5 separate regions of the Mus musculus genome follow, and all the other regions are linked to region 5. The links are chromatin loops, found by intact Hi-C in ENCODE. Cell type or tissue: left cerebral cortex. All regions are shown on one strand. Links, peaks and the distances in the headings refer to the core of each region. The heading gives the core; the rest is flanking DNA. Region 1 has its middle 90 kb from the start of Gm39048. Region 2 has its middle 220 kb from the start of Tmem126b. Region 3 overlaps Dlg2 (discs large MAGUK scaffold protein 2). Region 4 overlaps Dlg2 (discs large MAGUK scaffold protein 2). Region 5 overlaps Dlg2 (discs large MAGUK scaffold protein 2).

Region 1 (6,087 bases), core at 589-5,588, 290 kb after region 5:
ACTAAACATAAGTTTATATTAGTCTCTGCATGCTTCAGTAAAATCAGACCAACAAGCAATAAGCAAATATAGGAAGTTTTTGTTTTAAAAGGAATGATCAAGAATACTCACCCATCATGAAAATGATGAGAGTCCTTCATCTTTTTGTGGTTTGTTTATATGTTTGTTTGTTTTTATGAATTATGCCCCAACTGTTATGAGCAGAGCTTCGGGCCATTCATAGCTCTGAGTCTCATGGAATTTGGTGAACTGTTATTGTTGTTTTGTTCATTTCTATGCACAATGAATTATGTAATTGTCTGACCTGATTTTATTTTTAGCAGTTCAGTAATTCTTGGTAATCTTTATTACAAATGTGACACTACATTAGATGTTAAAAATATTCTCTGTCCTGGAGGTGCCCTTTGTGCTTACAAGAAACTAGACAGGCACATTTAACAGCGAGAGTGCCCTGCCAAATGAGGAAAGCCTGTGGTATGGTGAGATGGTACATGAGAGCTGTACAACAGCCAACTCAAAGCAGAGAGACACCACCTTGCAGTGATTTGTTCTGACAGCACTATCCACAGGTCGGAGAGAAACCCTTTCTTTCATTTTAAGCTCATCCTAGGAAGCTGCATTCATCTCCTCTAGACATTTAATCCTGCTATGCATCATACTAATGCTTCTACCATCTGGTCCCTTCCTCTCCCCACTTCTCGCTCTCAGCAGTCAGGCCCACTCACTGCAATTTCACATAGTAAATAGAAGACATCCCACTCAACATTTCCCACTGGCACATTCGAACTTACTTCTATATTCAAGTACCTCTCCGTACCCATCTGCACTTACATATCAGACACCAACCAGGACACAGTCCTTAGCTCTCATCTATTCCATCTTCTAAGGAGACTTTTGTTATTAATTAAACACATCTATTATATATGTAACCTCTTGTTTTCCATACTGCACATCAATGGTTTCCCACAGAGAGTAAGCTTTTATTAGTGCAAAATATATATAATGGTCATGTTTACTTACTCTTCAGCACTACCACCTTATTGAAACCGCTGTCCCGTGACCCCTTTGCTAAATCATCTACTGTGAATTTGTGCTTTACTTACTAGCTTTCTTGTCTTCTTCAACTTTTTGTCTAGAGACGTTTCAATAGATTCCGTACTCCCCCCTCTACTATTTTTAAAAGGAACCTGCATCAAAGCGCAGAATTCATCTGACAGCACACTTCCTCCTTTTACTTACTTGTGCAATCATCCCGTGTTTTGGAATATCTGTCCACAAACACCACACATTTGTTCATCTCTCTCGTTTTTCCACCACCAAGATAATTCACACCACAGCTATTTTTGTCCGGATTTCTGCAAAAATCTTTGCAAAAAGATTCTTTTATGTTTTTAAATGAGACCATCTACCACCTATGTTTTCATTTCCCACCTGTTCTTTATATAGCTGTCAGAACAATAACTTCAGAACTCCAACATATACTCACCCACTCCTCCCTGCTCAGTTTACAAACTGTAACACTTCAGTGAAGTTCTGAACATGCTTTGGCTTGTGTCTTCTACCACTGCCTATCCTTCCCACTCCCCATTAATCTTATTTTTTTTACTCCCATGGTGGTCTTCTGGTTTTTCAGAAATGCAACCTTCTGTAACACGTGTAAGTATATACTATTCATTCTGCCAAAATAGCTCTCTCCATTCTCTGCCCCCACCCCATCTCTCACCTCTCTCCCCACCCAGTTGATTTACTTTTTAAATATATGTTTAATTAGCATTCTGTTTAGATGTCTTTCTATACATCATTTTCTTTTCAAACATATTTGAATTGAATAGCAATTACCCCAGTTACTGATTTATCTTTACACGTACACTTACTTGTTCTATTTCTGCTTCCCCCATGAAGAAAGGAACAATGCCTGTTTTCTTCCACTTGAATTTACAGTATCTGGGCATAGTAAGTATATTGCAGACATACACCAAATTAATTAAGGATAAAAGGAGAAGAGATTGTTTTATGAATGAAATGAGATAGCCAGAAATTATAAGCTAGGTTTGTACAAACTAAATAATGTATGTTGTTATGATGAACTAGCTCTAGGATACAGCAATTCTGAAAACAAAAAACGGCAAACTCCCAGTCCTTCCGATGGTTCTTCTTTAGCTAGGTAGCTGTAAAGAGAATGCTTTGCTGTATCCTACAAAATTCCATATATCTTTATAAGGGGCTCATCTTATCCATGTGACTACCAAATATCTATTCAAGTCAACTATGGCAATTTCGGCTCATTTCGTCAACAGAGTAAGGTAATAAATGTCCCTAGACTGGAAACTGCAGGGACAAAATTGATGACTTTTAGACAACTCTAAAATCATGTGAGCTGTTCATATATTATCTACCATACTTTGCCTTCTTTAAAGGTGGAATGGAATTAACTGTATCATTTCTCTGAAAACTTCATTTTGGCAAAATACATTTAGAAAAACCATTCATTTAAAATAAATTTTCAGAATAAGGATTCCCACTAACAGAGGAAAACGGAATATGCAGTTTCAAACAGCCATGAATAGAATTTAAAAAAGAAATAAGCACAGTCCAATGACATCCAACTTGTCAGTGAGTGTATCCTGCTCACCCTACAGGCTTAAGAAATTCCCCAAACTGTGTAAGCAGCAGAGACGGAATCGTAGCCTCATTCTAAGTGACCACAGAATCCATGCTGCTTCTGATCTATATCAAATAGACCAACCAGAAGTGAAATCCAAGAATCCTGACTTTCTGGCTTCGTGACAGAGAACTATATTCTCTTCATAGCCCAGCTCTCATCCCAGATGCTGTGTGCTATCCTGATACATATGAGGCAGGAATAAATGAAATTCTCTGTCAGCTTCTCATGGGTTTCCTTCTAAACCTTGAGATTTCAGACAGTTATAAAACTTCCATCTATGTGTACCTTACAAAACCGCTTTTGGAAAAACATTTTGTACATGAAGTTTTAGCCCGGAATGCATTTTTCCTTCCAGGCTATAAATAGAGTACAGCTTTTAATGAAAATGCTGACACTACCTAAAGAACAATGGTGTGTGACCAAATTCATTGCAGAGGCAAACTGCTTCTCTGAACGTCTTTTAAGAAAGTGTTTTTATAGTATATATTTAATTAAGGCATGGATATTAGATTATGCAAAATATTTGCTTCACCAAAATGCAATTTAAAATAACTATCAAAATAAATTAGCACATTTACTTCCCATACGTTGAGAGGTTCATCCAATCCAGATACAAATAGCAGTAACTTCTTACTTAGGTGTTTGTTCAGAGGTGTTTGAATATACACGGATCAGCAAGTAAGGGTTTTCAAATATTTATATATAGTTTTCTTTATGGACATAGTGGAGTAGTAACCGTTTTGAGACATGAATATTTCCATATAATTTGAGTTTTTGATTAAATGAATGTGTTGTACTTAGCCTGGGGTGGGGGCTTTTATTACACAGCAAACATGGGATCACATTACATGCTGCCAGTTAGGACCTCCTGGAAGAACTGCAGCAATTAAAGTTCCATTGTAATGCCAAGCATCATTACAAGTTTACTGTGGGCCAGATTTTGTCCAAATATTTAGTACAATTCCACTGAGGCTAAAGGTAGTTGGAGACAGCGTCAAGAAGTTTGGCATTAACTCCCACTCTGTACTGGGAGTAGGAAGCTGCCTGTTGCTAGACCTGGCTTCCTGGAATAGTTTCACTTATCAGGAATGACTGAGGCTAAATCTAATGAGTCACGTTGGCACACAATTCAAAGGACAGCACAGAGAGAAGAGAAAGCAGGCCCAAGGAAGGCATATAAGGAGCTCCCATGTTAATTTTGTCCAGTTGAGTTGTTTAACATTACCTGGCTTTAACCCTTTTTAAATTTATAAGTTAGGTGCAACAATATCACAAAGATATATTCTTTATAAAAGTATGTGATCAGTATGTACCCTTTCCCAGGCCCTATGCTTGTACAATTTCGGCTTTGAGTGGGCTTACTCTTTGGAAGATTTGTCATTCATGTCTCTAGCTGGTCTGTGAATAGTCATCAATATGCAAATTGAAAGCTCTCCATGTGTCTGTGGATTTGCCCTGGAGATCTAACACCAGCAAACAAGAAAGCAGATAACAGTAAGAAAGTGATACACGGAGTGTTCTTAAGAGAGATGAGCTTTACATTCAGGATAGTGAATCTGCATCATCTTATATGTATGCTGTGTACTCCAAATCCAAACCAAACATGGGTCGGGAGGCTCTTTCAACAAGGGAGAGTGGAATTATTTCTTCCAAGATAGCTCTCTGGAACTTAAGTTGACAACACAAATATAACACTAGTTCTTAATTCAGAAAAGGCTTTCGGTATTATAGAAGTTATAAAAAATGACTATCAGGGGAAAAAAAAAACACCTTTATCCTGTTTGCAGGTTAACCCTTTTACATTTCCAAACTTTGTATTCTCAATTGTACTCTAGAGGCTTTGGGATGAATTGAAAGTAGACCAATTTGCCATATTTCATTACTCAGGTCTCTTTGAGAACCAGTAGAACTTAAACTATAGCCACATTGAGATATCTTCATTGCTGGTAATAATAACCCAACTTTCAAAATTAACCTGTAGTGTGTATTTACCAAAAACTAAGATTCATTCATATGTTATCTCCAATTTTGAAATAAAATTCTGAAATTGAAGTATGTGTTAATTGCTATGCTAACTTGATAAAGAGTCATAAAGCTAGTAAAAGATGTCAACAATCTTTTTGTTTGAGTCCACATCTCATTCCTTTATATCAACCCGCTCTCCTTTAGTAGTGGGTAAAGGTTTTGGTTGAGTAATTATTAAGCTTCATTTCAAATCCTCTGTAATGCCAACACATAATAGAATAACAGATAACAGAACGTTGCATGCTGCTGATAGTAAGTGATGGTATCAACCAAAGCTAACATTGCATGCACCATCAGGGTCCCTGTTCTAATACCATCTGTCTGTCCTCCAAGACCACTGCTGGCTAAAAGCATAAATTCAATTGAGCTCTGCAGAATGGATTGAGAACCTCCCTTGGAGTTTATCTATGTTTGAACCATACTTCCAGTTTGTCATAATTAACTGAAGAGTTTATAAGCTTTATGCTTCCTGCAAATGGAATGTACAGTTAGATAGCAGTTTTTTCTTAAACCTGAATAATGGGACCACTGACTGCACTTAGAAAACACAACAGTAATTATGATGTCTACTTGGAGAGTTTTATGTGTAATTTTAACTTGGAGAGTTTTATGTATAATTTTAGCTTTGCCTGTGTTGACTTGTGATCAATATTTGTGAATATTAGGTATAAGGAAGTAACATACCAATCCATACTACTGAAGAGTTGAAGAGCTTGAACTTGATTTTAGTATCTTATTCCTTTCTCACTTCTAGCTTTTTTTATACATGCTAATGCAACAAGTTTTATTGATGGCCTCCTATGAATTTTTGTGCATTTTCTTTATTAATATGTATCACACAATTAGCTAGGTAAATAATGGCTGTGACTATTAAAGATGTGCATAAATATGGTTGAAATAAGGTATTAATGAATCATAATGATCCAATACATGTGCCTTAAAAAACTAAGCAGAAAACGCAGTAAACACACCCATCACTAAAAAACCCAGTGTTATAGAAAAGATAAGAGTTTTTGAGTTAAATAGATTATATTGAAATCACCTTTCTCTCATTATACTTTCATGGCTTGGAGCAAACAAATAACTTGTGAGCATTAAAATTTTTATGATGTTGACATCAACACTACAGTGGTGGCTTCTCAATGATTGTTAGCTTATACCAAGTAGAAGGAGAGACATCAACTCAGTAGGAAAGAATGAAATCCACAAAGATATTCATACTTAACATCTTTTTCAAAAAAAGAGTCCCCAAGTTAATCCAGTGAGGAATGAATAGACTTTTTTTCAACAAGAAAAACTATGAACTTAAATATCTGCACATACCACATGCAAAAATGAGCTCCAAATTGATCGGAGGGAACAATGTGAGAGCTAAAGCTGTAAAATGCTGAGAAGAA
Region 2 (6,087 bases), core at 490-5,489, 520 kb after region 5:
CTGCTATGAACAAGCTAAAATTAATTGTAGGATTTTCAGGGCTAGGGCCAATTTTTAATTTATAAGATGCTCACCACAGGTATGTGCCTTCATCCCAGGAAGACTGGCCTAAAACAACCAGCAGATGTCTTTGGAAAATTCTTTTCCTACAGCTCTCTACAGGGGAAGCAACTGCTAGAGGAGGGAAAACTAGAAAATTCAGACTGGCAGGATAGCAAACCCAGATGCTTTTCTCCTTGTTGCTAATAGAAACAGGATTAGACTAGATGGGGAACTGTAATTAGGCTCTTGGCTTTTATATCTGACATGTTTACAGCCATCATGCTATTCTGGGGCTCTTACATAACATTTATATCTGATGCTATAATAGGCATTTTGTGATCCTACTTTCCTCTTCTAAGTGGCTCTGACATGCAAGCACTCTTTCTCTTCCAAGTCTGGACCTAAAATGCCACACATCCACATATGTGGACTTGTAAATATCAGCTTCTTCACTTTAATGCCTTAATACAGTTGCTAATTCTACGATGCTTTGGGGTAATTTCTTTATTCATATATATCAGATCAGCAAACAATAGCCCATTGGCCGAACCTGTCTCAGAGCCTGTCTTCATGTGACCTGCAATCCAAGCAGAATTTTGTTTCTAAGGTATTACAAAAACTACAAGCAAAAATGCAGAATAATACAAAATAGTCAACAACACCTAAGACACTTGCTAGGGAGCATATTATTAAAAATGTGTGCCTCAATCCTTTATCTATAACAGTATATTCCATTATAGATCACAAGTGGAGTGATAATTCTAGCATCAAATAATGTTGGTGATAGGTCCTCATCCTGACAGGATCTGGTTAATACATCAGGAACTACCCTAAGTATTTTACATAGATTATCTCATTTAACCTTCAAAAGTGCTCTTTGAGAACGGCTATGTTATTAGTGTTATTTACAGCTGTGCCAAGCTTAAATAACTTGCAAGTGGTGACATTTAAGATTAGCAGAGAAGCACATACTAAAAATAATTAAAGACTCTACACTATAAAACTTTCAAGAATTAACAAAAACATATCTTTATGTCCCCTTCACATGATAGTTTATGAAACTGTCTCTGGTATCTGATATATACACCAAAGTGAAATGCCCTCCTGCTGGGCACACTTCAATGTTTTCTTTGCTTCCTCCAGATAATGGGGAGTTAAATCACATCATTTACCCACCAAGTGTTGGAATTCATTTCTTTTGGTCTCAAAGTCTTCTTTCTTCTCCTTCCTTCCAGAACCCTTAGGAATTCATCATTTTTTCATTTACTGAAATTTTAAAACTTTCTTACCGAACAGTATTTCTTGCTAAACTCTAGAGCATAACTAAAACACCTTGGTGTGCATGAGCATAGAGTAGCTCATAGCTCTCCTGTCCTCGAGTTACACACACCTAGTTAATATTCACTAACACATCATTTTCATCACCCCGACTTTCTGCATACACTGTCTGCACAAGAGATGTTCCTCCTGTTAACCATCAAACATCAAAGGATTTTCAAAACCTTTTCAGTTGTCTCTTTGTTTTATCCTGGATATTCCTATACAATGAAAACAGACTATGGTGTACTTTATCCAGCTATAGTCTCTCATTCAAGATTAAGACTTTTACAATGTAAACATATTATTTTATATAGTTGTATAGGAATAACTATATTTAAGATTTGAGAATGATGAATAATAATACTTTATTTGTAATAACATCGTCCATATTTGTGGAAAAGCCAATCACAAACCTATAAAAGGAATCTAAAAATAAACGCTAATTGCTATTATTTTCTAAGATGTGTATGTATATATAATTGATGGTGACCACTATTTTATTGAAAAATAATTCATTTCTGCTAGTAGCATAAGGAGACTTCTAAATACCAAAGAATCCAGACCTTAAATTTCCAGTTTGAACATTATGAACTAACCAGTACCCCGGAGCTCTTGAGTCTAGCTGCATATGTATCAAAAGATGGCCTAGTCGGCCATCACTGGAAAGAGAGGCCCATTGGACTTGCAAACTTTATATGCCCCAGTACAGGGGAATGCCAGGACCAAAAAGTGGGAGTCGGGGGAGGGTATGGGGGACTTTTGGGATAGCATTGGAAATGTAAATGAGGAAAATCCCTAATAAAAATATTTTTTAAAAATTTCCAGTTTGACTGATAAACAAAATTCTGAACAAAATCAAACTCAAGGGAATTTTTCTCCATTTACTTTCTGGAAATATTTTTACCCAAGAGCTTGAAAAATTAAAGATTTTAGAGACAAATAGTAGGATAGAAACCATTTAAGATCCATGAACCCTCAAAGTGTATTTTATCTATTCAGTTTGAAAATTATACTATAATATTTTCTAAATACCAAGCAGCTATCACCATTAAATTGATAGATATGACTTGAAAAGAAAAATATTTAGAAAAGTGTTAAGATATAATTTATCTTTTAAAATGCCCTGAAATTCTTTAGCACTACAATTCTCCTTAGTGATCAAAATCTTTTTAAACATCATAATAATTTATGCTGATTGTCACCTTGACTGGACCTTCAATTACCCATGAAAGGAGCCGCTGAGGATTGTTGAGTATGGTGACCTATTGGGATGCTTATGAGGACTTCTTTTATAAGGTTTAGTTGTGGTAGGAAGACCTACCCTAAATATAGGCATCATTTCTTGAGTTAGGTTATAAATTGAATAAAAAAGAGAAAGTGAACTGAGTGGCATAATTCATAGATCTCTCTGATTTCTAATTGCAGATCTAATGTGACCAGCCATGTAAAGCTACTGCCACCATGATTTCCTATCATGATGAACTCCCAGGCTCTATTTCACACTCTCAGTAGAACTGAACAACATCACCCATGAGGCACTGATCTTGCAGTTATGAAAGATGGAAGACTGAGATGACTCTTTGGCAGAAGAAATTTCAAGATAGAAAAGCATTCAGGATAGTTGTGAGAAGGCAGATATAGTTGTTAAAGAGATCTTCACAACTTCAGGGAGCCAATAAGAAGAGTATGCTTTAGACAAAGCCCCTCCCATTATAGGTTTCACCTTGTTTCCATGGATATTCATTTGAATAAAGAAAGTCTAAACTGAAGAGATTCCGTGGTCCTGAAAACTTTCACCATGGTTAGAACACACGTGCTACTTTAACAATGAAACCAAGAGGAGTAGGCTCCATTCATAACATGGCAGCAGAACTTGGTAGTGTTGTCTGTATGCTACTAGTTTTATAAACCTGAAAGGTGTCAGATGGAGAGAATCATGGAAACTTCCTCCAAAGCTTTAAAGAGTCATTGAAGCCAGGCAATGTATGACAGGGTCAAAGACCCAGTAAGGAAGCCCTTAAGCTTCCTTTCATGAAACTGTGGACAATGAAGCCAAAGTTGAAATGAAAACCCAGGATGCTATAAATGCCAGAACTATGGACCATCTCCAGACAATCTGCATGGACTGACTGGAGCTGGCTCAAGAGAGAGGCAGTGAGGCTGGAGGAGTAAAGCTACCTACTCCCTTTGGAACATAGATGATCTCACCACGAATCCCAGCTACTGGTCATAGAGTGGGAGGATTTAAGGTTTGCTCCACTGGATTTTGTTCTTGCTTAGATCTGACCATTCTTTACTCTGCTCCCATTCCTACCACTTGGAATGCAAATGTTTACTTTGTACCAATATGTTGTTGATTATGTGGGGGTTCATATGTTGATCTGAGTCCCAGAGAGATTAGATTTTTTACACAGTGTTGAAGTTGTTTAAGATTATGACTACTCCTGAAATTGAACTGCTCTCACTTCACATTGAGATGGTAATGAACAGGGGATGTAAGTGTGACTCAAAGTTGACATTCTTGAATGGCAAGTTGGCAAGAAATGAATTTGTGATGGCATATAATAGCCTTTAATGTGGCATGGCCTAGAATCATCTAGGAAAATAGCCTCTGGAAATGCCTCTAGGGGACTTCTTGAGGCTGAAATAGGAAGATCTGCCCTAAATGAGGGTGTCACTATTTCCTGGCCTGGGTTTGAACTGAGTTAAGAGAAGGAGCTAGTTGTGCAGCAGGGTTCATCACACTCCTTCTGACTATGGATGCCATATAATCAGCTGTTTCAAGTTCCTGATGAGCTGACTCCTGACCATGATGCACACTGTACCCTTCAAGTAAGAGCCAAAATAAACCTTTTCTCTCTTAAGTTGCTTTCATTTGGGGTATTTTTAATCACAGAAACAGGAAAAGTAACTAATACAGAGTTGTAAATATGCCACACACAGCTGCTCTTTTGCAGTTAAATATGGTCATATAGTTGAGTCATAGGCTTTATCATGGAGCTAAGTGGCATATTCCTGATCTTGCCAATAAATGCATCTTTTGTAGTAATGCATGCTACATTTTCATCTGTTTGGATCACTGGTATAGATGCCCCAGGTGATGACCTTATACCAAAGCCATAGTTGAACAAGTGTAAGATCTTAAATCACCTCTGAAAGGAAAGCTACCTGGCCATTTTCACTAATGTTAAGCTTTACTATAAATAATTTTTTAAAAATGCTATATGTGTATAGTTACTGAAAACATGTAGCATTAATTGTACCAGTTTTCAGTCAAGTGAAAGGACCTCAATATTTCTTATATTCCAATATTCTCCTGTAATTTTCTTTTAAATTTATTCTTTGGGAATTTCAAAAATGCACATAATAAATAATATTTTTAATCCCCCTTATTACCTTCTAGTTCCCCCTGAATTCCTCCTAACACATCTCCCTTCCAACTTCATGTCATCTCTCTCTTTGTAAAAATAACACACTCAATCCAATTAGTATTGTTTTTATGTTCATAGGTATAGGGCTATGCACTAGAGGATGAGCAACCTCTCTGTGGTCACACCCCCAAATAAGAGTGAGTCCTGTTTCCCAACAACTGTCAACCATCAATAGCTCCTCAGTTACTGTTGAGGCCTTGTAAGCTACTTGTACCAATCCATGCTGGCCTTTTGACTGTCTTGACCTCATCCATCTCTGCTACTTCATGAATACTTCACTAAGATGAGAAACACACATAACACAACATAGCTTATGTCAAATAAACAATGCTCATGCTGTTTTCATATAAGAGAATTCACACAGAGGGAATGAGTAACAGGAGGCATGAAACAATGTTTACAACTGTCATTAAATGGCTGATATTTAAAGGAGAATAACTATTGACTCATCATTATAAGCTGAGACACCACTGATGGTTACAAACTCCTTGCATGATGTTTGTTAATATAACACTGCTTATTTCTCTCTCTCTCTCTCTCTCTCTCTCTCTCTCTCTCTCACACACACACACACACACACACACACACTGTACACACTGTTTCTCTCTCTCTCCTTTTAATAGCCAGCAGCTGAAATATCTTGCAATTACTATTCTACTGAGTTAATACCTTCCTGAGAATATATGACCTCAATTGCATAGCATGTTGGGTCTCTCTAAAGTAATTTTAAAATAAATCTGATCCCATAATAAGAAGGCCACATAATTCTTGAAAATCTTGAATAATACAAACAACTCTATTTAAGCTAAATTTTTTGGTAACCAAGATTATATCTATGAAGGAACTTTACAGAATGATTTTCAAATGACCTAAGGTGTGGAAAATAAATACTGAACTGCTCCAACATTTTAGTGGACTGATGTTTGCATCATTACCTTATTCAGTAATGACTTCTTGAGAGGCAAGTGAGATGGCTCAGTGGGTAGACCCAAGAGAGAAAAGAGAACAAATGTCCATAAGTTGTTCTTTGACTTCCATTTACATTCCATAGTATGCACTTGTCTCCTGCTCACTATAGAAATACATACATACATACATACATACATACATAGTTGGATGGTATGGCAGATGGGACATAGGGAAGGGATAACTAACACTAAGACTTTGAAAATACCTTGTCTAAATATACTACTGTATAAACTTTCTAAATTACATATATATATATATATATATGCATAAGCATATATAAAAGAAGTCAGCCGGGTGTGGTGGTGCACGCCTTTAATCCCAGCAC
Region 3 (6,087 bases), core at 478-5,477, 90 kb after region 5:
TTGGTGTTGTCTATATGTTCATGGGGGTGGGGGTCTCCACTGAAGCATGGGTAAACTAACATGGCCTTATCTCTAAAGAGAATGGTTTTCCTATGTCTGGGAGATATCAACTGCCAATAGCTTTTCAGTAAGCAGAGGAGCCTGGAAAGTACCTCCATTGTCTATGTCAGGATTTTGACCTTCTTGATCTTGTACAAGTAACCACAGCTGCTATGAGTTTGTGAGTGACACTCCCAAGTCATGTTCAGATGATAGCATTTCATAGTACTCCTACCTACCTCCTCCAAATCTAAAAGTATTTCTCTTTTTCCATGATATTCCCTGAGTCTTGTGTGTAGAGGGTGATTGATAAAGATGCTCCATTTAGAGGATCAATGCTCAGGCTACTGCTCTTAACACTTTGACACACTTTTCATCTCTGTGTTGAGTGCACCCCGCGGACCAAAAGAAGCTTATCTAACCAAAGTATAGAGGAGTGCATATATAAGGGTAGAAACATAGATATTTAGAAGGCAATCTGACAGGATAGTCATTCAAAATAACAATAGTAGGTTGTCCCCTAGGGCCTATGACCTCCCCTGCCACAGCTTTTGACTAGGCATAAAATTCTCTCCTATGAAGCAAGTCTCAAATCCAATTAAAAGATTGTTAGTTACTCAATAAAGATTATGACATTGTTATACTCTTAGAGTACTATAACCATCATGGCTAGTTGATAATTTCTTGGATAGATGTGGCAGACTTTGAAGGGGAATGGGAGGGTAAGTATGATCATAATTGTACATATGTGACATTCTCCAAATGGAAATTATAATATAAAAATTCAAGGATTATACATTTTAGAGTGAATTTATTTGTTTGGACTTTTTTCACCAAGTGTATAATTACAAAACCAGTAAAAATAGTCACTTTTCTTACTGCAGAGTGCTAGAAATTTGAAAAAAAAATGTATTTTTTAAATGTCAAGTGTCCTCTCAGTTCAATATATACCTCAGTTAAGTATTTTAGTTCAATTCAGAACCCATTTGTGTTATAGGAAAAATGAAGAGTTGTCTAAAGAAGAAAAATTTAAAACTAGTCTTCAAACAATTATTATATTCTAGTTTATGAATAAAGAGTTAAAATGAAGCATTACATAATTCTTAAGTTGCAGAAAATGATCCGGGCAGTCATTCTTTTAGAGCTCTTTAAGCATTTTGGCTTTGAAATCCTAAAATATTTCAAAAGCAATGTGCGTGTGAAGGGAGATCACTCAATGCTGCCTTTATAAGCCAGCTTTACCATACTACAAACTTCAGGTGCATTTCCAAGAATAGCTTTCAATTCCTCAGTAGAAAATGGATTGTTCTAATCTAACCATTGTCATTTTTAATTTTTATTAGCTGATCTTGATGGTATCAACCTCATAGGACAGCTCTTGAGCAAGAACATACTGGATGGGAAGCAAAGGGTTTATCATAAATGACTTCTAAACTTCTCACATGGTATTAATAAAATATTATAACCAACCAACATCTAATGCTCTTCTGGCATATGTAAAGGCAGGGATGGTGTAAAGTCAATACAGCATACTGTTTTATTAAAATATCCTAGAACTGACTCTGAGTCTTGGTTCTGTGAGGTTAGACAAATTGCTCAGTTCCTTAAAACATCCATTTGCCTATCTGCCAAATGGAGCTATCACATAAAGGCATGGATAGCACAGCACTCCTGATATCAGTAATGGCAACCTCTATCATCACAAAACCAGCCCTTTTAGGGCATGCTGATTCAGGTCAGGATGGAGTATTCCTCTGACTAGAAAGATTTTAAAACCATTACCTGAGAGAGAAAATGTAAGCTCTGACATAACAACTCAATAACATTCACAAGAGACAAGAAGAGATATTTTCTTTCTTGAAATCTAATAACATTATTTCCACAAAATGGTTATTGAGTACTGTTCACTGGGTAAAAGCATAGGGGTCAGGAGATTTAAAATGAATAAAACAGAAATCTTGTTCCCATGAGGCTTGCACCATCCTGAGAGAGAGAGAGATTCACAAGGTTACAAATCCCTTAGAGAGCATTCAAAGGAAGAGCGTCATGAGCTTAACCTAGGAAGGTCAGGGAAGCTTTGAAGGATGGGCAGGACTGAGATACCAGCCAGGGCTGCCTGGCTAAGTGCAGAAGCTTTTTCTTATTTTCTGTCAACAGTGTCTCTCTATATTTCACATCCAGGATATTTGTGGCAAATGTTTTCAAATTTCTTGTTTGAAGAAAAAGTAATAGCAGAGAAAATAAATTACCTGTTAACTATCAAAATTAACAAAAGAACATGATAATTTGCTTGACCATTACACAGTATCCAATAGTTTACTATGGTTAGATAGTGTTATGAGCAAAGAATAAAAATGGTTAATTTTATTCCAGATCTTGTACCTGCATTTTAAGGTTCAGAGGGCAATGACTATGATTGCCCCTGAATATCACTTGGTGTCTCTGTTAGATGTGATTTGGGGGAGGCATGGACATAAATGGTTAAATTATTTATATCTATATTTCAGTGTAACACTGGAATGGGCATTGCACACCAGAGAAGAAGCCAGTATCTCTGCCAAGTGCCTGTCATCACCTTAATTAAACAGTTCATTTAGTTAAGAATCAATGATTTATAGAGGAAAGACACAATGGCTGGGAGAATAATAAAAATGTCTGAAAGATCAAATTTATTGCTCTTATTCTTATTCAAGCTTGCCAATTATGATCAAGTATAAAGTATTACACATGTTAATGCATAATTTGGGCATATTTACTTTACATTACAGACTATATACAATTAAATTTGTATTGTCATCTTAAGCTTCATTTTAAGCAGAATATGGACTCAGATCCTCTCAGGTCCAATGTTGTCACATGTCCACACAATGCGACTAAATTGCACAGTAAACATCTAGTAAGGTAGAAGTGTTGATATAAACTCAAAACTCTATGGACAGTTTTGTTTTCTATACTTTTCAGTTATACTATACTAAATGCATAGCCTAGGTGCTGCTTTGGAAAACAGAGCAACCTTAAAAAGACACAGAAAAGCACCATCTGTTCATGTTCAAAAAAAGTGAGGAAAAGATTTTTTTTAACTTGTTAAATCATAAAAAAAAAATTCTTTCCGAAAAAATACTGGAATCATGTAGATATGAAGTTATAATTAAAAATGAAAGCAAAACAGCCTTCTTCCAAACCAGAGGAACCCCCACAAGTCAAAGCTACAGCTAAGGTGACAAGAATAAAAATAAGGCTATGCTGAAAAGTCTTGGAGTATGGACATGTCACTGAGGATATTCATATTCAGAGTGGATTTTAAAATCAGTTAAATATTCATAAAAAATTCTTAAATGGATTCATTATACCTGAGGGTCTCAATTCTGTCTTCTCCCAATGGAAATATTTCCGTTTCCATTGGTGACATTATGTTAATATGTGAGCCAGGAGATGTATAAATATCCAGCCCACTTAATCAAGATCATGAGAATGAGCACTTAGCAAGTACACTTCCATCAAGCTATATTAATAATAATTATTGGTAAAATAATAATATTTTACCAAGTACTCACCTTTATGTCCTGCCTGTGGGGAAAATGGAGGCTGAGAAAGTTACTGAGACAAAAATCCCCATCTGTGCACTGCTCCTTTTTCTTTCTGACACTACATTGTCCCCAGGCTATGAATAAGGTTGGTTTTCAAGATCACTAAAGAAGTTATAATTTATAAACCCCAAAGTTATAATCCCAACTGCCCAGTTAAATTTAACCAATTCAAAGTGCCTCAAACTATCCTATTATTCAAAGGCTATTTTGATAGTTCAAGAAAGTTCTTCCAAAATAATGACAGAATGAGAAACAGCGGGAGACCATTAACACTTTGGTCTTGTCTTGTTCACTTACTTTTTCTTCACTCCCTATTTCCTTGGAACAGCCCTTAATTGTCATTGAGCAAATGATAAACGTTCTCCTTATGATGCTTAACATCACAAATCAACTAACACTATTTCTACATGCTTCTGTAGAAGTTCTGAGGATTCGTTGGAAAGAGGTTAGCATTTGGATGGGCAGACTAAGAAGCTATGCCTTCACCACTATTAGTAGACATCATGAAATTGGTTCATTTTAGTATTCAGAGAAAAATATTAGAAGGTGAATTTTCTCTTTCCTTTCCATCTCTGTTCTCCTTGTTCCCTCCCTTGTTTTATTCAAGCTAGTATACCCAACTTCACCATGTAGATGTTAAGGAAATGTTCTTGTATCTTTAGCCAGAGAGATCGTCAGGAGTACCTCCATTTTCAAATTTCAGGCCTTTGGGTTCAGTCTGAATTCACTGCCAGCAAATTAAAACTGGTTTTCCAGTTTGTAGATGGCAGATGTTCAGACTTCTTGGTCTTCAGAATTCTGTCAACCAAATTTCATATAAGATATGCACACCTCCAAATGAATCTTGATAAGTGCACTTTTGTGCATGCATTTTTTTGTAAATTCTTTTGAGACTCCAAACAGAAACATCTTTTCATGTTAGCTTCTAACATTCCATCTCTCCCCATCTTTCCAAGGAAGGGCAACATCAATAATTTCTTCTGGGAGAGCAGCATGTCTACTTTACTCAAACTTGCATCTAGAAGCCTTTTCCCTTACTGAGGAGAACAAATAGATAGCAAACATGCATCCTCAAGGTCTTTAGCTGTGACTCGGTGGGCAAGTTCCCACCCATAGCTGAGAAGCTTCTGAGGTACATCTGTGCTTACTGTGTAAGACTAAACCAAATGAGTTTAGGGTCTTCTTTCGAGGAAGAAAAGCAGAGATGCGTGCCCTAAGGTTTCTGCGTTTAATACAAAAAAATTCCGTAGGCTCAGTTCAGAAAATTTTCATGAGCCTTAACTTAGTTTATTATAAAGGTACGAAGAAATATGAAGATATGATCCTAATATTTATAGTTCCTTTAAAAGGCAAAGTAAACAAAATATGTCATAAATTCTAAGTATCACGAAGTAGCAAAGACAACAAATGCTATAAGAAGGCATTAAATAAATACCTGGCGGCTATAAAATATGTGAAGGCTTCACAATGAGGGGAAGACTCTGATTAAGACATAAATTACTTGCAAGATTTGTGGAAAAGTACAAGAAATGAATGCTTCAGAATGGAGTGGCAATTTTAATAGTGATGTCTAATAGCAATATAGAAGCATAACTGGTTAACATGATAGTCAAAAAGATAGGCATCACTACGGATACAGAGTCAAAATAGGGGAAACAGAAGTCACGTTATGGTGAAGCATTGAACACTGCACTGTTAAGGCACAGCAGGGTTAATGATGCCAACTTCTTACAATGACTAGAGCTAACTATATGATTGATTATGTGCCAATTAAATTTTGACTTGAAAGGTCAATGATAACTACCCACCCCCTCTAAAGAATATAAAGCTTTGCCCATTAAAAAAAAAACTTTCCAAGGACATTTAAGAGAAACCCTAAAGGCATTACAGGAAAATTATAAAAATTACAGGCTTCCTAAGTCAAATCCCTAGTGATTCATGGTACTGAGGAATAGCTAGGGTGTCAGACGGACAGGACATCTCCATCTCCCTGCTTTTCATTTATCCTTCTCAGACTCAGGTAGCCCAACAGAATCCCAGCTTGACAAATCTAAGACAGATAAAGGGAGCAGTACATTAATATGATTCTCTCCTCTAGTCGGCCACAGCACTTTCCACAATCACCTTGAGCCACTTCTTTTGTCAAACAATCAATAGTTCTATAGTGAAATACATGAATATTTACAAAACTATGTAATGGATGAACACTTTACATATAGGTACTTTCCATTCCGTGTTAGGCCTCATTAATAAGCTAGTTTGCTTATGAGAGGATAGTTTGCATACTTTTTGTCTAAACAAATTTTGAAATACATAAATTAATTTACATTACATTTTTTGGATATCAGAGCTATTGACAAAGTCCCAAAACTAGACCTTGTCTTCTCTGGTATTTCAGAAAACTACAAAAGGTCCAACTTCCTTCCCAGACATCAGGTAGGTCAATAATTGAAGTCTGAAA
Region 4 (6,087 bases), core at 975-5,974, 83 kb after region 5:
ATGAAAGTATGTAGGAATAAATAAGGGTTAACTAGTTTCGTAGAGACATGTGGGGCATTTTGAGGAAGACAGAATAAGCACTGAGAACCTCAGAAAAACACAGGCCATGTGCATGCCTAAATCGTAAGTTAGAAGATCAAGGGCTTTGGATCCAATACGGCCTTGATCACCTAGGAAATAGAAAGAAAAACTAATGATAAAACTGTATCAACTGTCTTTATCAAGGTGTCTACTTCTACCATGGATCAATCCTATGCTGTCTGCCACTCAACAATGAACTTTCTTTTAGAAGAGTAAGCTATTTTGCCTTGTGATTTTTTGCCTTGTGTGTGTGTGTGTGTGTGTGTGTGTGTGTGTGTCCTTTTCTAGAATTCCATATTTTAGATGAGTCCCTAAAATTTAAACAAGTTAAGCAATTAACGTAAGACTATACAACTAAGTTAAGTTGGTCTTTTTAATATAGCAGGCTTCCATCTCACTATGTTGACTGATGAGAAATAAACTACTCAATTACCACAGAAGTGGAAGATCTTTGCTAAAAGAAAAAGTATAACAAGTGAGCAATGATCAAGGTTTCCTTTAGTTAACTAGGAGAAGCCAAGCCAGTTTTCTTCATTGGTTTTTTTACTTGAAAAATGGGTTCACTGTGGTGGTAATTTTAAACTTACTCCCAGGAGTAGAACAAGGACTAGGACCTCGTTTTGTTTTTGTTCAAGGGCACAGCACACAATTGTGTACGACTTGGGGGTTGGATGGTACTTTTAAAATGAAGGATGGTTATTAGGAGCAAAGTGTCTCCTACAAATAACGAGAATGAAGCCTCCACAAAAATTACCTCTTGAAATACCATGCTTCTCCAGGCTTCCTCTTGCATGCCTTGGCTTCTCAGCAAATAGCTTTGATGGCCAGAGGATTTTCCAGGTCTGTTTTAGTCATTATAATAGCAATAAGTCCAACAAGGATCATATGCTCCTCAGACAAATTCTTATAACACATCTATCTTCACAAATAGGGTTTAACTTTTGATTCAGCTAATCCCCTACGAATACCCAAATGCCTACTTGCTGTAACAACAAACAAACAAAAACATGATGTATTTAATACCAGGAACTACTGGGAAAACAGAAGGCAGTTTTATCTTTAAAAACTGGCTGGAGAGGAAGGTAAGCTTATAATCAGGGCTGAGTAAAAACAGGGTCACTCAAGAGTTGATCTTATGTTAGGAGCTGTGTAGTGTGTGTGTGTGTTTGTGTATTCTAACCACAAAAAAATGTCAAGAGACAGGCAAAATTAAGTGACAAATCCGTGTTATATATGTTATACCTTGGATAAAAAGTGTGTCTTAAGGCACATGTGCTGAAGAATTGGCCTCTGTTCCACAGAAGTTGAGCTTTTGGGAAATCACATGAACCACAACTTCATGGATGGATGGACCTATTAAGTGACATTATAGGGATGTGGTGGAAATGTTCAGAGATGTGGCTGATTGGAGGAACTAAGACACATATAGCATTCCAGTCTCTGGTCCCTTTCTCTCTTGGCTTCCTTGCTAGTAGAAGACAATAGCTTCCCTCTGCCATGTCCTCATGCCATGACCCTCCTGCCTTGCCACATGTTTAAAAACAGTAGAGCCAGGCAACCATGAATTGAAATCACCGAATTCAAGAATAAAATAAATTCTTCTTCCTTTAAGTGGTTCTTTTAGAGTTGCATCAATGAAAAGTTACTATTACAGCACATTTCAAACATGATTGGTAGGGAACAAAATGGGTCTTGAATAATGGAAGTCATAGAATGAGGCTGTTTAAAGCAAAATTATTGAGGTTTACCACTAGCAGTTTCAACTGTGAGTAATCATTAGTATTGATTGTCCCTATGATTGCATGCCAATGTCTCAGAATATTTTATGTGTCATCTTTCAAAAATAAGGCTGCAACTGTCCATTTATTACAAAGTGTCAACTCTTAGGTTCAAAATATAGTTTAATCAAAATATTGAAAGTAAATTTGTTTTAAACTCCATGACTTTCTTGGAGTCTTGAGTTCTGCTATTTAAATAGATAAACACTTACCATAAAACATTCTATACTGGCAGATGTTTCTAGAAAAATTCCAAATCAGTGGCAGCCTAGGAAATTAGCCAATTTCAAAGGCCCTTAACAAGCAAGTTGAAAATAAGAAGGGTACTATGAAGTGAGTTTTGAAAAGCCAGTATAATAATCACACTGTGAATCGCTTGGGAAAAAGAATGTCATCGTCACAGTGAATTGGAATAAATGGAACAGATGCAGCTCACCTGAGAGACAACAAATACCAGAGAAAGAAATCATCAAGATGAACAAAGAAAGCCCTAACCTGACCCTGGAAAACGTGCAGGAAAAAGGCAGCAGAAGGCTCATGAGGTAGCCTGTGACACAAAAGCCTTGGTGGGGTTAAGGGCTCACTCCTCACATCCATCACTTCCAACTGCAAATCCCACTGGGAGGCAGAGTCATTAAAGTGCCCAGCCTTCCTTGTCCCTTACTTCGAATCTACTTCCTATGTCAGTCAGCCATCTGCACAGAAAATTAAATGGTGCAACCTGCATAGCCTGAGAGGTAGTTGCTTTGTAGTATGGTTGTCAAAGCTGCATTTCCCACCCTTCTAGCCAGCCATGAATATAAGATCATTAAAGGATAAATATATTTTCTCACCTTGCTTCATTGCTCAGAGTTTGAAGAATGAATGGAATGGAACACTCCCTTTCTTCACATAGTAAATGCTACAACTGTACCGTTTATTTCTTCCAAAGAGCATCTAAGCAGATTAGGGCATGGGCAACATTGAAATTTTAAATTTTAACCTTTTTACTTGGTTTTTAAGAATGCCCAGAATGCTTGCCCAGATACTACTTGACTTTGAGGATCCTGCACATGAAATTTCAGCATGGCCCACATTCTTGCCATATTTTAGCGTGTTTGGACTTGCTGCATAGAATGATTAAGGAGACAATTTACTCATTTCTTTCAGCAAACAACTGCTGAGCAGCTACTATTATAGAAGGCAAATTTCCAAAAGTTAGAGTTGGAGCAAAACAAACAAATAACAATGACAACACACAGAAAAAGAAACCAAGTTTATAGCTTGGTGAGCCAGATCTACTGGCAAGTAACTGTACGAAGAATATGAGAATATACCCAAAATAAAACAGCAGCATATTGTGACCAACCAGGAGCCAGATCTGGTATCCTATCTTTAAACTAACCTAGGAGAGGAAGGGGAAAAGTAAGTTGGGGACAAGAAAATGACAAAATTTCTTGCTAGCCAAACCTGGAGACGGATATATCAGCCGTGACCTTTTCCTTGACATTTGCAGGGGCTCCTATTATCTCCTCTTGACAATATGGTATAAGGCTTGATTTTGAAAACATTCCAAGACAAAATATTAAAAAGTCAAATAAAATGACTTACTATTCAGTTTAGAGACCTTTGGCTCTTCATTTTTTAAAAAAAAAATCCAGTTGCAGACATTAACTGCAAGTATTCTAAGGTCTTTTTCAGTAGTTTGCTCTTCCATAGCATTTCTGGGGGTAACCATAGGTGTGAATGAAGATTTCTCACCGGCCTTTGATACTGAGACTGTTTCTAGACATCCCTTCAATAGAATTTAAGTAAGAGTGCAATGTAAGACCTCCCAACAGGATTACATCAGGTAGATCTTTCTTCCTATCAGATCTTTTAATAGTTTAAAATTAGCAAACTTTGTTTGAAAATTAGGCATAAGGAAATGACTTTGTATTTCTGTAATGAATAAAAAACTGATACTTTTTGCCTTAAAAAATGCTGAAATGAATGAACACTGAAGTTTCCCAAAGTAGATCAGGCGTGAAGGCAAAATTCAAATCCTTAACTAACTGGTAGATGTGCAATCTGCTCTCTGCTTCTGTCGTTTCTCTTCTCTCCTTTACCTCGCCTAACCCCTGTGGCTCCAGTATTTACTTTTCTTTCCTCTTTCCTCTGAACCATTCTTACTAGGTACTGCACTAAACAGCAAAGCTCTCTACTGCTGCAAGTACCTTAGTCCTTTATGGAAAAATTAAAATCTTTTTTTTCTTTTTTAATCTCATCTCAAGCAGAAACCTTCCGTAATCACTGTTTTCTAAACACCTTGGCCAACACTCATCTAGACAACTTCAGCCAGCATGGATCCTTTTACATTCCCTCTGTGTGATAATGTAACGGCAGTAAAGAAAGAAACAAATGCTACAGACATTCTTTCTTTTTACCTGGCTGAGCTTTTACTCTTCTGGCTGGGATCATTTTGGCAAACAGTTTTCTCTGGCCTGCTTAAGACATGTTCTCAGGATTGGCTTCCCAGCAGTGGTGGAAAAAATATACAAACACGGTTCTTGGATTCCTCTTTGCCAAATATTTCTCCCCTTTTAGGGTAAAGCCAAATGAGGGAGATACATGTTTTACATTCTTAAGAAAGAATCCCAGGATTTCTCTACTACATGCTTCCGGCTCCCTTCTTTGTGGACCTTGATGCCAGCTAAGGTTGGTACAATATAATCAAACCGACAGAGCAGGCATAGATTATTCTGGCACTTTTCTGGGTCTTTGAACTGCAGATCAATTCTGGGGCTGATCACATTCTTTTAACCTATCTTTGAGGGTCACAGCAATCCCTAAGCCAATGTCACCATGCTTTGTCATCAAAGTTAGTAACTGGATAATAATGTTATAACCTAGCTTCATAAGAACCCAATGTTTGTTTCTTTTTAATATTGCTGCTGCACCTTGCAGTACCAACAAAGGCATTCATGCACACCATCACATGGAGCAGAAGCAGACAGGGGGGAATGTAGTCAATTATTGGCAGTCTAATGTTTCTTGAAGAAGCAATTACTAACATTGGGGGCAGGAAATTACTTCCCATCTTTCTGGATCTTAAATACCTCTGATCTCCTTCTACTAAAACCCAGTAATTCTCTCCAGTCTATAGCAACAAACAATATTTCTAAATATTTCAAATATTTCTAAAATATTCTTAAGGTTTGTGTATAAGTCAAGGTGTATGAAAGATTGCCACACAGTGATGGCAGGGGAAGAAATAAAGAAGTTAGATGGCAAAAAGCTTTAAAAGCAAACAACTAAGGGCAAAAACTAACTCCAGGTTATATATTTATGTCTCTCATAACTTCTCACATTATCCTGGGTTGGGGTGTCCCAAATACTGTCGAATACTGTCAGGAATCCTTCAACTTCCACAACCTCAATTAGCATTTCCTCTAGGCTCCACCCAACAGTTACTTAGCAACACCCAGGTACTAACCTGGCTCAGACATAAAAAGGATTCTCCATTTCTCCACTCTCTCTCTCTCTCTCCTTTTTCTTCCACCTCTCTCTCTCTCTTCCCTATGTGTCATTGGCCGGCCTCTCTTCTGCTTTCTATGTTCCTCTCTCCTTTCTCTTTCTGTCCTTCTCTGTCCCCTGCCTCTTCTGCCTCTATCCTCTTCTCCATGTCCCAAATAAATTTCCTTTTGTATTTGGCCTGTCGCATAGCTTGATTGTACAGGGGAGCATCTTGGCAGGATCCGCCAAGCAGCACCCTGCACCCAGCCATTTTATAAAGCACAACAACCCCTGTAGCTGTTATAACTTTTCTTCTTCACTAGCTTTTAGAGGCTTAATTGACTCCTAATTATTACTATTATTAGATTTGAGCTGCTCTTTTACTTTAGACAGTTCCAATCCATTCTTAAAGGCCTAATTCTGACCATTGAAATTAGATGTAACAAATAGGGATGTGATATGGGCCATTAAGTGGGAAAATATACATTTCATGAGGACAGAAATCTCCAAGGGAAACAAAGAATCAATACTGTAGCAACAGCAAACTCTAAAGCATGCTCATAAGGCACAGCTTGGATAGACGTGGCTTTTGGGGAGACAGGCTTTGGAACTGAAACCAAAGGAAAGATGAAGGAGAAAGGCAAACCCTTCAAGTGACCATGTTCCATCCCTTGAAGAATCAGGGAAAGTTTGGGATTCTTTCCTTCCATAAAAAGGAACAGAAATGGTCTCTTTTGAGCCAGAAACTCATGTG
Region 5 (6,087 bases), core at 726-5,725:
GCCAGGCAAATGGTGGTTCCCTAGGATGGAGCTAAATGATGCCCCAGTGAGCAAGCAAGATCTCTGAGGCATACCACCTGGTCTGGTTTGCCTGCCCTCCCTGAATATTGGCACTTAGGTGGCTATAAGACAGAGCTGTAGATGATCTTCAAAAGAATGGCTGCAACCACAGACCTACCTGCATTATAAATCTCTCTGGGACACCATGCCCCATGTTCAGTAACACAGGCAAAGCTCTCCTCTTTACATAACTCTTCTTTTTAATTAAGGCCCAGGAGGCCAAATAAAGACTCTGAAGTAAATCTTGATGCAGCTCTCCTTTTGAAGAGTAATGGCCTTCATAAGAAGATATGTTTTTTTTTTTTTTTTTTTTTTTAAATCTAGGTCTCTTAACTGCAAACCCAAACAAGTACAATTAGAGTTCCCAGGCACTGTGAAGTTCATTAAGGCAAATCAAGAAGTGGTGCAGGTAAAATCTAATCTCTTGCCTCTCGCATCAAAAGCCCCCACACTCGCCCACACTCCATCTCTGGTGGACTAAGCCCTGTGTCTTTTCCAGACTGCCTCTCCTCTCAGCAGCCTCTCTGGTGAGTTCGCCTCCAGGGGCCTCCTCTGCTTTCTGTTGTTTCTGTAGCAGCCAGACTGTTTCTTTCCTGCTCCCTCCCTCCCCAGGGTGCTTCCCACTCCTGTGGTTTGAGTGTCTTCCCACTCCTGTGGCATGTGTCCTTCTGGAGCCAGATCTGTTCACTCACTCAGTCCCTCTGGCTTTTCCCAAAATGATCCTCCTATTTGAACTCACGTTGTTCACACAAAATTTTTTTCTAAATTCATCCCTCTCTCTACACCATTTCTGCTATATACGGATGAAGTGCTCATTTCCACTCTCTGACCTCGTTACCCAGTACATGCATCTGTCACCTTACTAAGTATGGTAATTAGACACCCAAATATGCACTTCCTCTAAACTACCCTGGGCTGCTGCAGAAAAGGGAATATGCTTCACTTATGGTCGGCCCCAAATTCCATTTCTCAGCTCCTGGAAGACATTTATGAATACATGAATGTTTCTAATGGTGACAGATACATCCCAGAACACTCTGCAAACTCTCTCCAGGTTCATTCAAAACGTTGTGGGACCACAAGGAAAGGAGAACCCAAATCTAGTTTACAAAATGCATCTAATTGACATTTACATCTCAGGTCATCAGCTAGGGAGAGGGAAAACAGAAAAGGTCTGGGAATAATGGGGATCTTTCCTCATTATTCTCAGTATGTGATTCAGATGCTCAAAGAACAGAGACCTCCCATATAAGCTATGGTTAGGACTCAGCACATTATGCAGACCGAGAAGTTGTTAAGAGATACTTACTGAATACATGCATACATGCAGTCAGTGTCTAACACTGTGAGGAGCATTTTTCTCATTGTGACCTAATAAGACCAACCAGGGTAATAACATTGCTATGTATAGTTGTGATACATTAAAGGGCATTTTCTTATGATTATTTATAGTAGATCTCTTGGCACAAATTGTATGAATATAATAACATACTGCAAAATTTCCCAACATTGTTGCATATATCACTGTGAATTTGCCGTTATAAATGAATCCTCTAAGGAAAAAATACAGTAAAGGCATATTTGCCACATGATTATTTGATTGTCTATATCCCCTAATGTATTATTTACTCAAACACTTGAAGTGCAGTCATCCAATAGGACTCCAGAAATTGGCACATTTCACAACAAAATATGCTGAGCATGTACATAAATGTATGTAAATGTTCTCAGGTTTGAGCCAAGTTCCTTGCCTTTGTTCTCTTTCTCTGACTTAGTCATAGAGAGACTCATGAGGACTTGGGGCCTCTGGCTTAGTCACAGAGAGACTCATGGGGACTTGCGGCAGCTCTGTGCTTCCAAACTGAAATGATATTGCCAAATAGTTACCTATATGCAAACTGAACTTAGTCCTACAGCTTTTGTACGTAGTGCATAGAAGACTGTATGGGAAATGAGCAGAAAGGACACAAAGGAAATCATCTAGGAAGAGCAGTTTGCAAATCAGTTCTCCAGACTAGTTTTTCAACCTTCCTTGGGGGAACAATGTAGAAATGCTGCCCTTTCCCAGGATTGTTGGGCAGTATGCTCAAACACAGCACACAAAGACCTCCTGCAACCCCACTTACAGCTTCTCAAAGCCTGAGTGAAAGAGGGTCAAGGCGAGGGCTAACCTTGTATTTTAGAACGAATCTTTATGTGTAATCCCTTGTCGGTTTCTCAAATCCAGAGGAAAAGCTCCCCTGAGACTATTTTCCCTTGCACTGTTTTTTTCCCTTCTCAATTTTACCTGTCAAACTGTAGTGGAAAGTGTGAAAATCAAAGGTTTTCAGCAAACATGCAAACATGACTTTTTTTCCCCCTGTCCAGTCTGTTATATTTCATACTCATGTGCTTTCCAACTTCATTCTCTATAAATATTGTTTTCCTGGTTATTCTATTTAAAAACAGTAAGGAGAATAAATAATATCACACTTTCGTTCTTTTGCTGGACACTGAACAACACTATCATTTGTGCCCATTTTATACAGAGCTCTTTCATATATCTTCTCTGAATCCCAGAAGATAAATAGAACATAAAATAGAGAGAAATCTAGTCTGTCTGCTGAATATATGTCTGCTACTGAGGGACCAGACTTTGCATTATGTTGAGTAAAATATGATTTTACAGAACAAACCACATATACAAAATTGAACAAGAGAATAAGACCCAAAGTACAGAAAACAAAGAGCCACCTACATGCATTTTATATCAGAAATATGACTGGCTTTACAGTGAACTCATTGCTGTTTCTATGCACTCAATGGATATGTGATATATAGGTGTGAATATTTTATTTTTAAAACATACAGTATACAAGCAAGAATAATTTTCAAGACAGTGGTTTAAATGTGCTGTTCACTGCCTTTGAAGCTTTTAATTAGCTAGTCATACAATTTATAGATGCAACTAGAATTGCACACTCTAATGGAGAGACTTTAAAGCATAATCTAATAAAACATTATTATATCCTTAATGCTTTTAAAAACATTTTTAAAAAGGTGTTCTTATTGTTCCAGATAAGAATACTAAGATTGTGAATGATGTTCAATGCCACAGAACCAGCAAGAAGATGTCCATGTTCTAGAAACTATGTCTTCTGTCTAAGAGTCCAGTATACGTTCCCCCACCTTCAATTAAACAGGATCCGTAGTGTAAAATGGATTTTTAAAAATGTACTATTGACATCTGTTCTCTGTGCAATTTTTTACATTTATTCTCTCCTCTGGTTGACATAACTATTTTATGCCAGGACAAAAAACAGATGAAGCAGATTTGTACAGTTTTACACTCTAGTGTTTTCTAATAAGTTCTTTTTTATGATCCTATAAAAAAATTCTTATGTCAGTAAGACATTTCTAAAGAGATTAGAAATCTTAGAAATATTGAGAAGGTCTCTCTGAACATTTATTACTTTACAGGGATGCAATTTTTGCTGCCACATGGGGGTGCAGTGTTGTTAATATTAATTTTGGGAGAATTTTGAGCATCTCAGATGACTGAGGCTGGGGAGTGACTGAAAGAGATAGAGTCTACATACAAAGACAGAGCACTCTATCTTATCTGCATTGAAGTAGAAGTACAGGAATGAAAGGACCCTGGTATAGCTGTCTCTTGTGAGGCTATGCCTGGGCCTAGCAAACACAGAAGTGGATGCTCACAGTCAGCTATTGGATGGATCACAGGGCCCCCAATGGAGGAGCTAGAGAAAGAACCCAAGGAGATAAAGGGATCTGCAACTCTAAAGGTGGAACAATATGAACTAACCAGTACTCCCCGGAGCTCGTGTCTCTAGCTGCATATGTATCAGAAGATGACCTAGTCGGCCATCAGTGGAAAGAGAGGCCCATTGGTCTTGCAAACTTTATATGCCTCAGTACAGGGGAACACCAGGGCCAAGAAGTGGGAGTTGAGGGGGGGAGGTTATAGGGGACTTTTGGGATAACATTGGAAATGTAAATGAAGAAAATACCTAATTAAAAAAAAAGAGTGAGTTTTAATTCATCCTCAAAGTGTCTTCAGTATCAAATCTTCATGGTGTTAATTTGGCAAATCATTCCATGTTAGAAAATACTTCACACTGTATTTGAGCAGCCCATGTGAGATGGTCACATTAATTTGTGCTGTGCTACATCCTCCAGGCCAGGAAGGTCATTAGAGAACTGCTTAATTAAGCAGAAGTCACTTTTGTTGTTGGAATTACTATGAGATAATTGACCATGATGGGAGCTGTGTCCCTTAGCTGAAAGCAAACCATGGGAACCAAGGTCAATTATCTTTTATTAATGCCTACACTGAAAAGAGCTATTGTGGTCATCCTGAGACATAACTATAAAACACTCAAGTCTTAAATAGCTAAACCCTTTCGAAGATGTTGTAGTGATCAGGGATACAATATGATTTGGTTAAAGCAAAGCCGCCACATTGAACACTCATGGTTTGCTAATGGTGAACAATTTGCCATATATTTTCCCATGTCTACATGTTCAGGGTTTCTGGTTCTGCCCCTGCTGAGAGTATATTTCTAAAATCCTTCCAGTTGAAAGCTTATCCCCTGAGTGTATGTTAGTTGTTTTTAGTGAATGGTTAACTCTTTCTATAACTTTGGTACCATTTAATATTAAGCACATCTTAACATTAGTAGCAAACTTATAATTTGGAATCAGACAGAGCAGAAGTAGAATTCCCAGGACTGACAGCTATGTCATGAACTAACCTTCCAACATAGCAGCATAAGTTCTTTGTGTCTTTGGGGTACACAGAGGAAACAAGAAGCAATTGAAAAGCGATGTTCAAGATAGTTTTGTGGGAGGAGATATGACATTCTTTTAAAGGATGGGGATAACAAGGTAACCGAGACGGCAGAAGCAGAGCTAGGGCCATTTTCTACAGTTAAGGACCCAGGAAAGAGAAAAAGCAAGCACAGGAGTCTAACATGAACTGAAAACTTGGGAAAAGGTATAAGCTTGCAGTAACCAGAGTTATCTTCTGACCACTGACCTCCAGTGCAAGGGCAGGGAACAAATGTTCTGGGCCTTTTTTCTCTTATATTCTGATCTTTTATAATGGCCACCCTTTGGTTGAACCCACACAAACAGCTAGATATAGGCCAGCCAAAAAGAAATGAGGAGCATAGCAAGTCCTGGTCAGCCTCCGGAGCACCGAGAATGGTGGTGATGAGCAGAGAATGTTTGTGTGCTTTAAATTTGCAACGAAAAGCATCTTGTCTGCTTATGTATTTTTCTTCACTAGTGAATGGAGATATGAATCAAGTTTGCCAAAGAAAACTGTAAAGATGCAATAAAATACACAATTTAGCACTCTTAATATAGTAACTGATAAATGAACGGCAGCTAGTTCTTACCTCATTGTAACAGTCGTGGATCACAGTAAAATAAGTCTGTGTAGTCTATAAAAATAAAAAAATATCCAATAACTTTATTCCTCATAAAACTACTTTATTTGGTTTTAGAAGGAAACTGTTAAGAAAGACCATAAACATTAAAGAACCAGAAAAAAATAATTGAATGGTGTAAATAATATTATTTGCATTTTGATATATGGACCTTATGAACAGTTATATATCCTCATATAATTCTACCAAGAGATCATGTGATCAATAAATTTTTTTTTCTTTCCATTTTTATTAGGTATTTAGCTCATTTACATTTCCAATGCTATACCAAAAGTCCCCCATACCCACCCACCCCCACTCCCCTACCCGCCCACTCCCCCTTTTTGGCCCTGGCATTCCCCTGTTCTGGGGCATATAAAGTTTGTGTGTCCAATGGGCCTCTCTTTCCGAATAAATATTTTATAGTTCATACTTCTCTACTATCCTATGGGACATTTGAAATGGAACAATAACTAGAAACAGAAAGTAAGACTTTACATTTTATGTGCATATTTGTGCCTTTAGCCATGATATTTAAAAATTGTTAGTAGTCATTTAGATTTTGCAATGTGCTCAAATGTTGTTTTGGTATAGA

What was found. Peaks named below come from ENCODE experiments on the same cell type or tissue, not always from the same donor. Only the 100,000 strongest peaks of a DNase experiment are listed, where the experiment ranks them.
Region 1: a loop joins it to region 5, with 4 times the contacts of the local background. A loop is called at or near these places in 2 of 42 quality-filtered maps.
Region 2: it touches region 5 in a loop (2.3-fold over the local background); 2 of 42 quality-filtered maps call a loop at or near these places.
Region 3: a loop joins it to region 5, with 2.5 times the contacts of the local background. A loop is called at or near these places in 2 of 42 quality-filtered maps.
Region 4: a loop joins it to region 5, with 2.7 times the contacts of the local background. A loop is called at or near these places in 2 of 42 quality-filtered maps.

The regions. Positions count from the first base shown.
Region 1 is chr7:90,922,226-90,928,312 of GRCm38, reverse strand. It overlaps a transcript of Dlg2 not described here. Among named protein-coding and RNA genes, the nearest start is that of Gm39048, 90 kb to the left of the region's middle. In left cerebral cortex, for the core only: no CTCF peak of the experiment used is centred there; DNase peaks (open chromatin) are centred at 702, 1,319 and 2,794.
Region 2 is chr7:90,688,450-90,694,536 of GRCm38, reverse strand. It overlaps a transcript of Dlg2 not described here. Among named protein-coding and RNA genes, the nearest start is that of Tmem126b, 220 kb to the right of the region's middle. In left cerebral cortex, for the core only: no CTCF peak of the experiment used is centred there; a DNase peak (open chromatin) is centred at 3,550; H3K27ac peaks cover 808 bases.
Region 3 is chr7:91,123,584-91,129,670 of GRCm38, reverse strand. The region is part of intron 1 of Dlg2 (discs large MAGUK scaffold protein 2); the gene reads right to left. Among named protein-coding and RNA genes, the nearest start is that of Dlg2, 36 kb to the right of the region's middle. In left cerebral cortex, for the core only: no CTCF peak of the experiment used is centred there; a DNase peak (open chromatin) is centred at 3,116; H3K27ac peaks cover 1,032 bases.
Region 4 is chr7:91,130,170-91,136,256 of GRCm38, reverse strand. The region is part of intron 1 of Dlg2 (discs large MAGUK scaffold protein 2); the gene reads right to left. Among named protein-coding and RNA genes, the nearest start is that of Dlg2, 42 kb to the right of the region's middle. In left cerebral cortex, for the core only: no CTCF peak of the experiment used is centred there; DNase peaks (open chromatin) are centred at 2,528, 3,108 and 3,927; H3K27ac peaks cover 1,967 bases.
Region 5 is chr7:91,213,350-91,219,436 of GRCm38, reverse strand. All of the region lies in intron 1 of Dlg2 (discs large MAGUK scaffold protein 2), which reads right to left. Among named protein-coding and RNA genes, the nearest start is that of Gm24552, 27 kb to the left of the region's middle. In left cerebral cortex, for the core only: a CTCF peak has its summit at 3,551; a DNase peak (open chromatin) is centred at 1,859; H3K27ac peaks cover 1,731 bases.